Linked DNA regions of Homo sapiens: region 2 is linked to region 1. Evidence: chromatin loops called from intact Hi-C (ENCODE). Cell type or tissue: sigmoid colon. All regions are shown on one strand. Each heading gives the region's core, and the rest is flanking DNA. Links, peaks and the distances in the headings are about the cores only. Region 1 overlaps NAV1 (neuron navigator 1). Region 2 overlaps PHLDA3 (pleckstrin homology like domain family A member 3).

Region 1 (4,386 bases), core at 312-4,311:
GTTCACGATACTCCACAGCTAAGATTGGCCCCAAGAGAACGGGATTGAAGATATTGTATTGCCTCACAGCAGTGAGAGAGTGGTAGTCAGGCCTGATGACACAGAAACAAGGTTTTGTTACTACCTCATCCACCCCTAACTCCAGGTATGAGTGAGGGTCTCACCTAGCCAAAGCAAGGTTCCGGAAGAGAATGTCAGGTCCGTTGAGCTGCACCCTCCAGGGGTGTGCACCACGCCCATCAGCAAATGAGAGACAAGGGGCCAGCCTCAGTGCCAGCCCGAGGGTGCACCCGTTGTTCACCCACCTCTTTGTGCCTTCTGACAGATAAGAGCCACCATTTATAGAGCACCTACTCTGTTCCAGGCACCGTACTATAAGCATGTTTGTGAATTAGCTCTTTAAGCCTCACAGCAACCCCACCAAGTGGGTATCATGCCCATTTCCCAGAGCGGGAAACTGCAGTGAGGTGAGATGACTTGTTCAAACAAGCTGGGAAGGGGGCAGTACCAGGACCTGAAGCACAGGTCTTTCTGAATCTAAGGACTATGTTCTTGCCACTACATCACTGTCAGTTTTGCCCTAGGGTCCCAATCTCTTGATGAGCAATTTCGTAGTCCTGCCCTCCTGGGGAAGCCTGTTTCCCCTGTTCTGACACTGGAACAGAGAGAAAGACCCTTTTTACATCATCCTCACAGTGCACCCTGGGCTGTCCCTTAAATTACTTCTCTTCCTCTAGCAACGTTTTAGTCTTCTTGCTTCCTCCCCATACAATGGGAGATGTGTCCACAGAAATCTCTCTATGCATATGTCTGCAGAATTGCAGAGTTTTATGAGGGTTTCCACAAACTACAGGCTAGACCACAAGTAGGTGTGTATATCTGGAGGCATGTGCATGTATTTTGAAACACCATATTGTAGTGGAAAGAACAAGGGCTTTGGAGTCAAAAAGACTTGTGATCAGTCCCCTGGCTCAAATTAAATAACATGGAAAATGCCTCGTGGTGAACATTGAGTAGCTGGGCATTATTTGATTTGTGTGTGCATGCACCTGTCTGTCAAGTGTATTTGATTGCTAGTCCTTTCCCAAAGACCCTTGACATGGACAGTATGCTCTCTCTGTGGTCTTGCATAAGAGCCAACAGTGTGTAGAAAGAAACACCATCCTACTCTGCAGATGCCCCAGTGCATGCTGGGACTATGCTGCTGTTTGTGGTAACTGTGAATTGCCGTGGTGATGGCTGGGTTGGGAGAGACTTGCATCTGTTCTGAGCCTGAGTAGCACACACATTCTCTCCCCAGTTGCTCCATTTTCAGGGAAAGGCTTGGAGGGCAGCCCAGGATAACATCATGAGCTCCTCCCCATAGACCTTGGTGTCGCCCTGGGGCCTGCTAGGAGCCCTACCTGCCCCCTTCCCCCCTCAAACCCTACTTGCGCGCACACACACACACACACACACACATACACACACTTCACTCTTGCAGCTGGACCCTGTTCTGTAGGAGCTAAGACAGCACGCACTCCCAGGCCCCCAGAGTAAGTTTTGGAGGGTGGCATCCTGGCTGGTATCATGTGAAGGAGAACGCTGTACTCTACTAGGACCTGGCTAGAGGTGGGTTGGACTGGAGAGTACCTTGTTCTAATTTGCACAAAGGTGCCACGTAAGATGGGAGTATTCTGAGCACGTCCTCCACTTAGGGGTATTGAGGAAGGGGATGGGCTACCAAGACTCCCTCTGCATCTTTGCCATGTCTGGGCTCTGTTTTGTCCCCAGGCCTGTCCCACACCCAGAGCAAAACATTTGACAGAGACACATGGAGGCAGCCTCCAGGGCATCTCAACTTAGCCAATAAAACAAGCCATTAGCCAGGCACGATGGCACACACCTGTAATCCCAGCACTTTGGGGGGCTGAGTCAGAAGGATAGCTTGAGCTCAGAAGTTCGAGACCAGCTTGGGCAACATGGCAAAACCCCGTCTCTACTAAAAATGCAAAAATTAGCCAGGCGTGATGGGGCATGCCTGTAGTCCCAGCTACTCAGGAGGCTAAGGTGGGAGAATCGCTCAAAACCAGGGAAGTTGAGCCTGCAGTGAGGCGTGATCATGCCACTCCATCCCAGGAGACAGAGTAAGACCCTGTCTCCAAAAAAAAAAAAAAAACCATTGAACTTTTAGGTTACTTTTCTCATTATCACAGAGTAGCGGAAGCCCTAGATACCTTCACCCCATCCGGGATGCTCACCCTCACAGGAGATGGTGAGAAAGGGGTGAAGCTTAGTTATGGGTTGGTGGTCAGAGGTGGGGTAAGGTGAAGATCAGGAATGGATGAGGGTTGAGAGGTGAAGTAAATTCCCTTGGAAATGTAACTTACTCATATTTTTAAGCTAAAATATAAAAATTCACCTTCAGGGTCATGGGTGTGAATGTCAGATTGGCTCCTCAACCTAGGCCCCCTCTGCAGCCTCTGGAGCTCTGGAGGCCTTTCTTTTGTACACAGGTAAGTCCTCTTGGCCTGAAGCTGTGGCTGTACCACCCCGGGAATGTGTCTGTCACCTAGCAATGTGGAGGAAGCCAGACTTACCAGGGGCCCCAACCCTCCAGACCCACCCTGGGCTGAGCCTTGGAGAAGCAGAGCGGCATACCCATGATGGCCACCAGGGGCCACTGCTGGGGCACAGAGGGAGCTGCAGGGTGTAGCCTCTGCAGGGCCCCTCCAGCCTGGTAGCAGAGACCAGATCCTGGTCACCCCCAAGGAAACCAAACCCTGCCCTAACCTCCTCCCCTGTATGCCCCAAATCTATACCTGTGGGGAAGCTGCCTGGAGTCAAGTGTTCTTCCATTCGCATCTCTGTGATCTCCAGCTAGTCCCTACTTCCTGGACCTCAGCCTCCCAGCTCTCCAGAGACACAGCAGGATTAAGTGACTTTCAAGGACTCTTGTGGTTTGGCGACTCTGGGAGACTCTGAAATAGTCCCACCACACTCTGCTGATGTGGAATTGAGGAAGGGGCTAGGATAGAGGTCTTTGAGGGAAGAGATATGGAGAAAGAGGGTCAAACCTGTGACCTAGATGTCTATGACTCCCATCTGGAGCATCTGGGGCATTAGGGAATGCAGCATGACTCTCCTGAGGCTACTGTGTGGTTTAAACATTTTTCCTTAAAAAAAAAAAAAAAAGACATTTTCCTAACGTGACATGTATGTATCCCTTTACTTTTTTTCATGGGTTTTTGGAAATTTTAAAAAATTGTGGTAGCATCCATTCTTGAAATGTTCACTAAGCATCTTCTTTGTTTTTTTTTTTGAAACAGGGTCTCACTCTGTTGCCCAGGCTAGAGTATAGTGGTGTGATCATAGTTCATTACAGCATTGAACTCTTGGGCTCAAGTGATCTTCCTGCCTCAGCCTCCCAAGTAGCTAGTATTACAGGCTTGAGCCACCTGGCCAATTTTTTTATTTTTATTTTTTATATAGACAGGATCTCCCTGTGTTGCCCAGGCTGGTCTCAAACTCCTGGCCTGAAGCGATCCTCTGGCCTCGGTCTCCCACAGTGCTGGGATTATAGGCATGAGCCACTGCTTGCAGCCTAAGCGCCTCCTATACAACAGTCACCATGCTTGATGCTAGTGGTGCAGAGATGCCCTGTGATATATCAAGACAAGTATGAGTTTCTTCCTGGGCTCAACTCTGCCTTGTGCTACATGCTAGGTGTGTGACCTTGGGCAGTTTACTTGTTCTCTCTGAGTGTCAGTTTTCTCATCTGTTAAATGGGGCAGTAGCACAAATCTCCCAGAAATGTTGCAAGGATTCAAGTAGATAATGCATGCAAAGGGTCTGGCACACACAGAAGTCTCTGAGTAACTCTTGATCACCTTCCTCTTTGGGAATACACACCCCTTGGAGATGTGTGTGCCTGTCCCTCATGTCTGCCAAGCCCATAAAAAGCATCACCCTGGGCCAGAAACCCACACCTTGGCACCATGTTCTTAGTCCCCACATAGGCATTTTAGAATTCAACTTTATTTCTTGGCGAGTCTAAAAAATTGACCCTGTCTGTGTTTCATGCCAAGCCATCAATTAAAGCCATGGAGCAGCTTACAAGGTGACACTTGCCAGGATAAATAGGCATTGGCGGCCACGGAAGTGATGCCAGGACTGGGGATAGAGCTTAGGCCACTGGCATGGTGGCCTGCCATTTGTCCCTGATCCTTGCCACCAGCATGGAGGCCTGGATTCATGGTGCTGACCATGAGAGGATGTGGGGGTGGAGAAGCTCCCCCTGGGAGGGGAAAGGAGGGATGGCTGGGCTTGGGTGTGGAGCTGGTTCTCAGAAAAGGTGCCCAAAAGGCTCTGGAGAGGGCATTGCAGGCTCCCTGCCCGCCCCACCCA
Region 2 (4,386 bases), core at 132-4,131, 250 kb before region 1:
TCCACCACTTAGCTGCTATGTGACTCTGAACCAGCCACTTAACTTCTCTGGGCCTCAGTTTCTTAATGTAAAATATGGGAGTCGTGATAATCGCACCTACCTCACAGGGTTGTTGAAACGTTACATGATTTAAGAATTGTATAGGCTGGGCATGGTGGCTCATGTCTGTAATCCCAATACTTTGGAAGGCTGAGGCAGGTGAATCGCTTGAGCTCAGGAGTTCAAAATGATGAAACTCCATCTCTACAGAAAATACAAAACCAGCTAAGCATGGTGGTGCACGTCTGTGGTCTCAGCTATTCAGGAGGCTGAGGTGGGAGGATCACTTGAGCCCAGCAGCAGGTCAAGGTTGCAGTGAGCTGAGATCATGCCACTGCAGTCCAGCCTGGGTGACAGAATGAGACCCTGTCTTAAAAAAAGAAAATTTTTTTTTACAGTTCTTGGGTCAATATCTTGCACGGAGTAAACACTATATACCACTTGTCATTTTTATTATTAGAATCTACTATTTGCCAGGTACTCTGAGGCACCAGGAATATACAAATAACAAGTGCAGAAACTGACCAGTCTAGTTGGACAGGCAGACGCATAAATCAGCAATCACAAGGCAGTGTGACTAATAGAGGAGGTATGGCAGCACAGAGAGAAGTGAGCAGTTACTCAGCCTGCCTTGTAGGCAGGGCACTCAGAGAAGCTTCTCAGAGGTGGTGACATGAGAGAGAGCTGAGCCAGTGATACAGAAGCATGTAGCAAGAGTGGGGGTACACTGGCCTGGCAGTGTGAGGCAGCTTTCCCAGGTCCTGGAATGGGGGTGGATTGCATGCTGGGGCCGGGCGTGGAGCACGTAGAGACAAACACTGGAGAGATAGCCCTGATAGTGGAGAGAAGACCCTTTTGACAAGTGGGCATCCTCCCAATGCAGTGGGGAAAGCGCTGGCAGTTTTAGCAGAAGAATGAATTGAATTCTGGACAGATCACTTCGGTGAACCATGGTGGACCCACTGAGGCAGGAGACTGAGGGAGGTGAAACCAGGGCTCTCTGTGCAGCCTTACAGTATGTTCCTGTATAGCCAGTCTTGCCAGGGTCCTTGGGTCCTGGCCCTGGTGTGACAGCTGCCCACAGTACCTATACATCCCCAACAGACTTCAGGATTGCACACGGTAACGCCCTGTCTATCTGCCCCTACTCCTTCCTGCTGCGATTCCAGCTCATGGACTCTCACTCTGGCTCTCCTCACTGGTCTCCATTCTCACCCTTGCAACAGGCTCACTCTTGCTAAAGCCTTAGCTCCCAACCCCAGCTCACCCTGACCACAGCAAGCCCATCCCTTCTCCCTCGGTCTCCCCACCCCACCTCATCGGACTCCCAGCTGCCTGGCTGAGACTTGCCCTGTCTCATGTTCCCATGGATGACTCACGTATCGGGTGGGGGTGAGGCCACGCTGGGGCTGCCGAAGCATGGGGAGAGTTGGTGGCAACAGCCCTTCCCTGGCCTCACAGGCCCAACTGAGCAAAGGTTTTCCATCTCATGCATGTCTGCTGGCACTATCAGAGCCTGTTTGTGCCCCCAAAGAGGTCTTGACCCTACTCTGAGGTCTAGCCAAGCCTTCCCGGGGTAAGGGCCTTTGCTCCTTCTTGGAAATTCAAAGTCATGAAAACCAGAGCAGTGAGAACACCCGTGAACCCAGGAAGCAGGATGGCCCCTCCTCCATCAGAGAGGCAAAGACTCCCCAAAGAGGTCACGGATCTTTTTTAAAACCTGGTCTTAGCCGGGCACGGTGGCTCACGCCTGTAATCCCAGCACTTTCGGGGGCCAAGGCGGGTGGATCACAAGGTCAGGAGTTCGAGACCAGCCTGGCCAACACACTGAAACCCCATCTCTACTAAAAATACAAAAAATTAGCCAGGCCTGGTGGCGGGCGCCTGAATCCCAGCTACTTGGGAGGCTGAGGCAGGAGAATTGCTTGAACCTGGGAGGCGGAGGTTGCAGTGAGCCGAGATCGTGCCATTGCACTCCAGCCTGGGCAACAGGGCAAGACTCTGTCTCAAAAAGCAAAACAAAACAAACAAAAAAGAAAAAACCAACAACAACAACAAAAAACCTGGTCTTGAACCCCAGACCTCTGTGCTGTGAGGGCTCTTAGGATACTCAGACAGCTCCCAGGCTCTTACAAATGATAGTAAATGATCACCCCATTGCAACCACCAGCCCCTACACTGCTGCATACCTAGAACTGCGTTCTAGGGTCTGTGTCAAGGGCTCTAACAGCAGCAGACTCTTCAAGGGGCTGGGACTCTCCTAGCAAGAGAAACGGAAGCTGGGTTTGGTCAAGAACCAACATACTTTAAACCAACAGGGCTGGTGTTCCAAAAAAGCAGAGTGCCAGAAACTAGAGCCTGCTTCCCCCTCCACCCTCCACCTGCCCTCTGCCCTTGATGTCTCTCATACTATACCCTACACTGCCCTTTGCAGCCAAGCTCTGAGAATGACCCCTAGTGCTGGACAGAGAAAGTATTGCCCAGTGCTCCCCTGGCGCCTGGTGGCCAGTTCTATGGGCACCAGTTAGCACTGACTGATGTCACCAGAACCTGGCTCCTTGAGGCAAGGACTGGATCTTGTCTTTCTCTTCTGCATCCCCAGAGTCGAGCACAGTGCCTAGCCTGTAAAGGCATTTAGTTTGCTGGATGTCTTGCCTCTCAACCCCATCTGTTCACTAACACTCCCCTATTTCGTTTTTGTTGTTGTTGTTGTTGTTGTTTTGAGATGGAGTCTCACTGCCGTCACACAGGCTGGAGTGCAGTGGTGCTATCTCCGCTCGCTGCAACCTCCACCTCCAGAGTTCAATCGATTCTCCTTCCTCAGCCTTCCGAGTAGCTGGGATTACAGTCGTGCACAACCACACCCAGTTAATTTTTGTAGTTTTAGTAGAGACGGGGTTTCGCCTTGTTGGCCAGGCTGGTCTCAAACTCCTGACCTCAGGTGATCCACCCGCCTTGCCCTCCCAAAGTGCTAGGATTACATGTGTGAGCCACCGCGCCCGGCCCACTCCCCTATTTCTGAGTGCCTGGATACGTCTTTTCCTTATGCCTGAACCCCCACCATCAGTTACCCTCCGGTTTGATTGAAGAGCAAAGATTCTATTTTTTTTTCTTTTTTTTCTGAGATGGAGTCTTGCTTTATTGCCCAGGCTGGAGTGCAGTGGCGTGATCTCGGCTCACTGCAAGCTCCGCCTCCCGGGTTCACGCCATTCTCCTGTCTCAGCCTCCCGAGTAGCTAGGACTATAGGTGCCTGCCACTACGCCCGGCTAACTTTTTTTGTATTTTTAGTAGAGATGGGGTTTCACCGTGTTAGCCAGGTTGGTCTCCTGACCTCGTGATCCGCCTGCCTCGGCCTCCCACAGTGCTGGGGTTACAGGCGTGAGCCACCGCGCCCCGCCCAAAGATTCTATTTTAGAGGCTATTTAGAAGCTGCTGTTATATAGGATGGCAACCCTCTTCTCTCCAGCCACGCCCACCCCCCCAGATAATGCCGCCATTCTCCCCACCTTTCTTCCAAAGCCCATGGCAGGCATCACCAATTGATCACAGCATTCTAGTTGAGCTCTGATCTTTCTCAGCACTGATTAGGGTTGCATAAACAGACGCTTATTTGCCATGGTGGGATTAAGCCACCCATGGACAATTGTACAATTGGATACAGTAAGTGACATATTTATAAAAGTTCTGTTGTAATTAACAAATTCTCATTCAACTGTGTGATGTAATTCACACATCAGATGAGCAAGTTGAACCTCTTGTGGACTCTGAGGGACTGGGGCACAGGACAGGGAAGTTTTTATTGGAAGGCGAGAGAAATCTGAACGGGAACAAAACAGGTTGGAAGCACAAAACAATTAAAGGGACTTCGAATTGCTGAATGGGGCCACTGAGCCTCCTTGCTCCCTCCAGAGAGACCCTGTAGTAGGCCACTGCTTTGCAACAGGGAAGGTCAGACATGGGAAAACAATGGAGGAAAGGCAGGCAGGGTCAACTGCTGGCCACAGCCTGGAAAGGTCCAGGGTTACCCAATCAAGTTTCTGTACAACTCCAGGCAGCTATTGTCTGTACCTGTTTTCCCGTTTTTTTTGTTGTTGTTGTTTTGAGACTGCGTCTTGCTGCTTTGTCACCTAGGCTGGAGTGCAGTGGTGCCATCTCAGCTCACTGTAACCTCTGCCTCCCAGGTTCAAGCAATTCTCCTGCCTCAGCCTCCCCCAGTAGCTGGGGCTATAGGTGTGTGCCACCTCACCTGGCTAATTTTTGTTTTTAGTAGAGACAGGGTTTCACCAAGTTGGCCAGGCTGGTCTCAAATTCCTGACCTCAGGTGATCCACCCACCTCAGCCTCCCA

What was found. A loop is a pair of places that touch in the nucleus more often than their neighbours do. Peaks named below come from ENCODE experiments on the same cell type or tissue, not always from the same donor. Only the 100,000 strongest peaks of a DNase experiment are listed, where the experiment ranks them.
Region 2: it touches region 1 in a loop (2.5-fold over the local background); 3 of 110 quality-filtered maps call a loop at or near these places.

The regions. Positions count from the first base shown.
Region 1 is chr1:201,707,004-201,711,389 of GRCh38, forward strand. The region is part of intron 5 of NAV1 (neuron navigator 1); the gene reads left to right. All of the region lies in intron 2 of IPO9-AS1 (IPO9 antisense RNA 1), which reads right to left. Among named protein-coding and RNA genes, the nearest start is that of MIR5191, 10 kb to the right of the region's middle. In sigmoid colon, for the core only: a CTCF peak has its summit at 2,633 (motif pointing right); DNase peaks (open chromatin) are centred at 1,298 and 2,668; H3K27ac peaks cover 1,147 bases.
Region 2 is chr1:201,460,687-201,465,072 of GRCh38, forward strand. It overlaps PHLDA3 (pleckstrin homology like domain family A member 3), which reads right to left. Exons shown (of 2, transcript NM_012396.5): 2 at 3,592-4,386. Among named protein-coding and RNA genes, the nearest start is that of PHLDA3, 6.3 kb to the right of the region's middle. RefSeq lists an enhancer at 893-1,475. In sigmoid colon, for the core only: a CTCF peak has its summit at 2,558; DNase peaks (open chromatin) are centred at 685 and 1,395; H3K27ac peaks cover 1,766 bases.